2 separate regions of the Homo sapiens genome follow, and region 1 is linked to region 2. Evidence: chromatin loops called from intact Hi-C (ENCODE). Cell type or tissue: PC-3. All regions are shown on one strand. Each heading gives the region's core, and the rest is flanking DNA. Links, peaks and the distances in the headings are about the cores only. Region 1 overlaps FBXO38-DT (FBXO38 divergent transcript). Region 2 has its middle 14 kb from the start of MARCOL.

What was found. A loop is a pair of places that touch in the nucleus more often than their neighbours do. Peaks named below come from ENCODE experiments on the same cell type or tissue, not always from the same donor. Only the 100,000 strongest peaks of a DNase experiment are listed, where the experiment ranks them.
Region 1: a loop joins it to region 2, with 2.1 times the contacts of the local background. A loop is called at or near these places in 2 of 110 quality-filtered maps.

The regions. Positions count from the first base shown.
Region 1 is chr5:148,289,121-148,291,949 of GRCh38, forward strand. FBXO38-DT (FBXO38 divergent transcript) reads right to left here. Exons shown (of 5, transcript NR_105057.1): 4 at 1,132-1,875. Among named protein-coding and RNA genes, the nearest start is that of SPINK13, 22 kb to the left of the region's middle. In PC-3, for the core only: a CTCF peak has its summit at 1,668; a DNase peak (open chromatin) is centred at 1,651.
Region 2 is chr5:148,223,025-148,225,853 of GRCh38, forward strand. No RefSeq gene overlaps it. Among named protein-coding and RNA genes, the nearest start is that of MARCOL, 14 kb to the right of the region's middle. RefSeq lists an enhancer at 959-1,532. In PC-3, for the core only: no CTCF peak of the experiment used is centred there; a DNase peak (open chromatin) is centred at 1,287; H3K4me3 peaks cover 453 bases; H3K27ac peaks cover 2,194 bases.

The DNA.
Region 1 (2,829 bases), core at 226-2,725, 66 kb after region 2:
ACCATATATATAACTATATATAAATATATATATATATGTACATGGCCATTCTTTTCATACACTCAACTCATTTCAAATGGATTCCAGGCTAAAGTAAAATATGTATCTAACAATGCCCTGAGATGCAGTAGAGACAGCTGCATTTACGGGCTTACCTGAGGTGGGAGAAGTTTTCTTCTCTTCTCTCATTTATATTAACAAATGCAAACAAACACTTCAAGGCACAACCTGAAGTGTACTAAAGGATGTTTTGGTGGTAAGGTGACTTTCCCTGGGTGTTAAAAATATCATATTCTTCCTTGTTATGAATTCACTTAAGAAACTATAGGATAAAAGACACAAGTTTAAAAATATCTTTTGTATCCTCTTCATTCATTGGTTGTGAAATTATGCATGTCAAGCATTTTACTGAATGTTTTTCATGTTATTTCATTTAATCCTCACAACAAAATTATGTTACACATGATGCATCTCCACTTTGCATGTTCAACATATATTTAATGAATATGTATCAATCAACTTATAAATTCTGATCTCTGATGAAGATCCAAGGGGAATTTAAAGATAGTATCATCATCAACATGGAAGAGAAACACAAATAACTAAGGATAAAACATAAGAAGAATAGCAACTTCTATTTTGACTGCTTTGTAGTTGAATGACTTATTAGACATCTAGGCCAAATTGCCCTCTAAATATCTAGATCTGGGAATCAGAATTAGGATGGTGCTGACAAAAAGTTTAGAAGTCATCAGTGGATAGGTATTGGAGCAGAAAAGGTAAACTAAGACCTCCAACCCCTCCCCCCTCCCCCAACACACATACACATATACACATAGCTGTGGCCTTTTAACTCATTTCCTGGGTAAAGCCCATATTCATTAGGATAGAATAGTGGCCACATGTTAATAAAAGGAAGAAGAAGAGCCAAGCATTTTTGGGGATTACGTATGTTTTTGAGCAGAAGAGAGTGAGTTGATATCATTTGATCCCCTAGTTCCAGCATACCTAATGCTCACTCCATCTCATCCTATTCCAATTATATCATTGTATTACTCCGTTCTTTCACTGCTATAAAAAAAATACCTGAGACTGCATAATTTATAAAGAAAAGAAGTTTAATTGGCTCACGGTTCTGCAGGCTGTGCAGGAAGCATAGGGGCTTCTGCTTCTGGGGAGGCCTCAGGAAGTTTCCAATCATGGCAAAAGGCAAAGGGGGAGAGAGGTGCCTCACGTGGTGGGAGCAGGAGAAGAGAGAGAGAGAGGTGAGGTGCCACACACCTTGAAACAACCAGATCTCATGAGGACTCACCATCGTGACGACAGCACCAAGGTGGATTGCGTTACACCATGAGAAACCACCCACATGATCCCATCACCTCCCACCAGGACCCACCTCCAACTGGCACTGGGGATTACAATTCTACATGAGATTTGGGCGGGGACACAAATCCAAACCATATCAATCAGTCAATAAATTATTTTACTTTTTGGTTTAATCTGGTTATAATTCGTCACTTATAATGGGAAGATCTTGACTAATATAGAGGAATGAGATCATTATTATGTATGAAGACTGCAGAGAATAAAAAGTGAAGAAACTCTCTTCCTTTGGCTCCCTTGTGCCCTGGAACATTACCTGTTACTACATCTAGATGGCAGCCTCATTCTTCTGTCTTGCCTTATTTAACTAGTTCTTTATTTCACTAGAAGGGTCCAGAGAGCTGTGCCTAACTACATTCTCCATCAGCTTTCCAGTTAAACACACAGTCCAGTTCTGCTGGCAATAGAGACCCTCACCTTCTTTCATCTCCTCCCTCTTTTCTTTTGTGTCCCCCTGGTCAGTAGGTTCCATCAGGATGGCTCTCTCTGGAGCTGGAAAGAAAGAGTTTCAGGTTTTTCCAGTTTCAAAAAGTAAAGCAGCTTCTAAAATACAGACATTTGTGTTAATATTGGCTGTCTATTATAGCCTAACACTATTTCATTATTTAGTCTATGTCTCTGCTTTACACAAAATAACAAAAACAAAAATGAAATCTTCTCCAAAGAGAGATGGAGAGGAACAATCCTGTATTACCACAGAACACAAAGAAAAATATCAAAGAAAATTGTATCCTTTCTTTTTCTCTCTTCAAAATATAGAGCTCACAATTATTCTATTGTAGTAGGAAAACAAACATGCAAAGTCTAGAAATCCCTGATTTATAAATGTCTTCACTATTGTGTGAAAATCCTGTGCTGGTTGAAAGACAAACATGAACACAAACGTAAAAGCAAGGACATTTAGAGGGGGCTCTGGGTGTGAGCTGATAATGGAAATAATCATGCGAGGTTCCAGATGAGAACACAAGTGTTCCATTACAGGAACGGGCAGTGTGACACTAAGGCACAGCACATGGGCAGAGATAGAGCTGTAACAATAATTAGCCCAGGTTCAGGGAACACATGTACCATGCCAAGTGCCATAGCATGTTTTATGTGCCTTGTTTCAATTGATCCTCTCCACAGTCTTATAAGCCTAATACCATTATCACCCCCATACTACAAATGAGGGAACTAAACTCACACAAGGTAAGTAAACTATGTAATCTTGTAGTTCATGAAGAAGGACTGAGATTCAAACCCAAATTATCCTGCTTCTAACCACAACCTTGTGTTGTCAAACCCAAATGGAACCAGAAAAAAAGAGGACAGGGAGCGGTGATTATAAGAGATTTTCAAAAAAGTACAGATGCATATCTTCTTAAAAATATTAGTCTCTTCTTTAAGAAAGTATTCTGCCTAGATGTAATAATGAATTAATAGTAGTTTCAACAATTTAAGGACATT
Region 2 (2,829 bases), core at 289-2,788:
ATTTTTTCCATTGTTTTTCTAGTCTCTATTTCATGTATCTTTACTTTCATCATTACTTTTTTCCTTTCTTCAGTTAGCTTTGGATTTAGATTGCCTTCTTTGTCTAGTCATTTAAGTTATACAGCTTGGTAATTGATTTGAGTTCATCTTTTTTTTTTAATGTACCAACATAGATATTTCATAACTACCAATCTTGTTATGAATGCTTGGCTAGTGACAAACATTTTATAAATAGTTCTATTTTTCCCAAAGAACTAATAACTTTTACCTTTTATTTTTTCTTTATCTCTTTTGGGTAGGGGTATCTTTAGAGTAGGAGTATTCTTAGTCTTTTATTTTTTGTATCCTCAATCTGTAAGGCAATGAGTGACACATATTTAGTGCTAATAAATGGGATGTGGGATCAAGAACTTAAATTATAGCCAAATTTACATTGGAATGTTATTGGAGATTTGTTATATTTAATGGTTAACAACTTTAGCCTCTATAGTAAAGTTTTTTCAAAAATCAGATGTCTGGAGTCCAGTCTGGTGTAAAGTACCTGGTGATAGGATATTAGAAATTATAAGAAATGTGGTGACCTGTAAACTAAGTGCCCCATTAAGACAAAAACCATAGCAGCAAAGATAGAACAGAAAACATGTGAACTAGGTTCAGTCCATGTATCTCTGCTGCTTTAGAAACTCATGCTTTTCCACTAGGGGAAGGCATGTTCTAATATTAAAAATTATATATGTATATATATATGTATATATGTATATATATATGTGTATATGTATATGTGGATATATATATGTGGATATATAAACAATTTTAAACACTTGGGGAAATATAATTTGTGAATTAAATTGTTAAAAAAAGAATACAACCAAGACGACATTTTAATCTAAAAATCTCTAAAAGGATGAAATGTGAATAGGAAATACATAGCAGTCAGAGATGTGCTGATATTCAGGAATGGAGTAAGGGTACAGGAGTGGATGCCAAAAAACTAGTAGTGAGAAATAAAGAAAATTAACTCTCAACTTTGTTGCTACAAAAGTATATGAGGTCATTTGCTGAGCAACGAAAATGGTAGTAGTAGAGAGAATCTCACAAATCTCAGTTCAGAGTAACAATGGCAATTACCTAAATTACTTTATTATATGAATAGTTTGACTTAATAAGCACAGTCCTTAAGTTCTCATTTCACGGGAAACTGTTAGCTCACCCAATAAAATCTAACTCATTCTGTGGCACTGATCTTGTTAGATGAGCAATGCTTTGGAAAGTTTTATAGGCTTAAGCCAACGTCATTAAATACTTGCTTACTGAGTTTTTAAAGATGTATCCAGCCCCTCCTATATGTGTCATAACTAATTATAGGTTGATTTCTGGGACTTACTGAAAACTTTCTTACTGTTTTATATTCATAAACACATAAGAATCTCATAAACACATCACTGTGTATGAATTCCTTCCCACCCCTCTAAGGACACTAGCTTTTTGTTTCTAAAATCCTAGAATCTGGAAAGAAACTCACTTCAACTTGCTAATAAGCAATGTACATATATGGTTTGTAGGAAGCAGTTGTACTATTGTGCTTAGATGAGAAATATGACACAGTAGAAATACACTGAGAGGAACAGAAATGTGTAGTTTAGTAAGTAGATTGTGTAAAGCAAAAATATGTTAAAGGAGACTATTCACTTTTAAAAATAGATATAGGGGGTACACCTGCATTTTTGTTATGTGAGTTTTTGCATAGTGATAAAGTCTGGGCTTTCAATGTAACCACCACCCCAATACTGTACATTGTATCCATTAGTTAACTTCTTATACTTTACCTCTCTCTCACCCTCCCACTTTTCTGAGACTTCAATGTCTATTATTCCACTCCCTATATCCGTGTGTACATATTATTTAGCTCTCACTTATAATTGAGAACATGAGAACTTGCAGTATTTGACTTTCTGTTCCTGAATGATTTCACTTAAGATAATGGTCTCCAGCTCCTGTTGCTGCAAAATACATGATTTCATTTTTTATGCCTAAGTAGTAGTCCATTTTCTTTATGTGGATATACACTTATAGACACTTAGGTTGATGGTTGATTCCATAACTTTGTTATTGTGAATACTGCTGTGATAAACATATAAGTGCAGGTATCTTTTTGATATAATGATTTCTTTTTTGTAGATACCTAGTACCGGAATTGCTGAATTGAATTGTAGTTTTCTTTTTAGTTCTTTGAAAATCTCTATACTGTTTCAACAGAAGTTGTACTAATTTACATTCTTACTAACAGTGTCTAAATATTCCCTTTTCTCTGCATCCTCATCAACGTCTGCTAATTTTTGACTTTTTAACGATAGCCATTCTGATTGGTGTAAGATTTCCCTTTACTCTGCATCCTCATCAACATCTACTAATTTTTGACTTTTTAATAATAGCCATTCTGGCTGGTGTAAGATGGCATCTCATTGTGGTTTTATTTTGCATTTCTCTGATTATTAGTGATGTTGTGCTTTTTAAAAATATGCCTTTTTGGCCAATTGTATGTGTTCTTTTGGAAAATATCTATGTTTTTTGTCCACTTTTTGTTTTTTGTTGTTGTTGTTTGTTTGTTTTTCTTGTTGAGTTGTTTGAGTTGCTTGTAGATTCTGGATATTAGTCCTTTGTTGAATGAATACTTTGCAAATATTTTATCCCATTCTGTAGGTTTTCTATTCGTTCTCTTGATTATTTCTTTTGCTGTGAAGAAACATTTTAGTTTAATTTAGTCCCATTGATCTACTTTTGTTATTGTTGCATTTGCTTTTGAGGTCTTAGTTATGAACATTTGCCTAG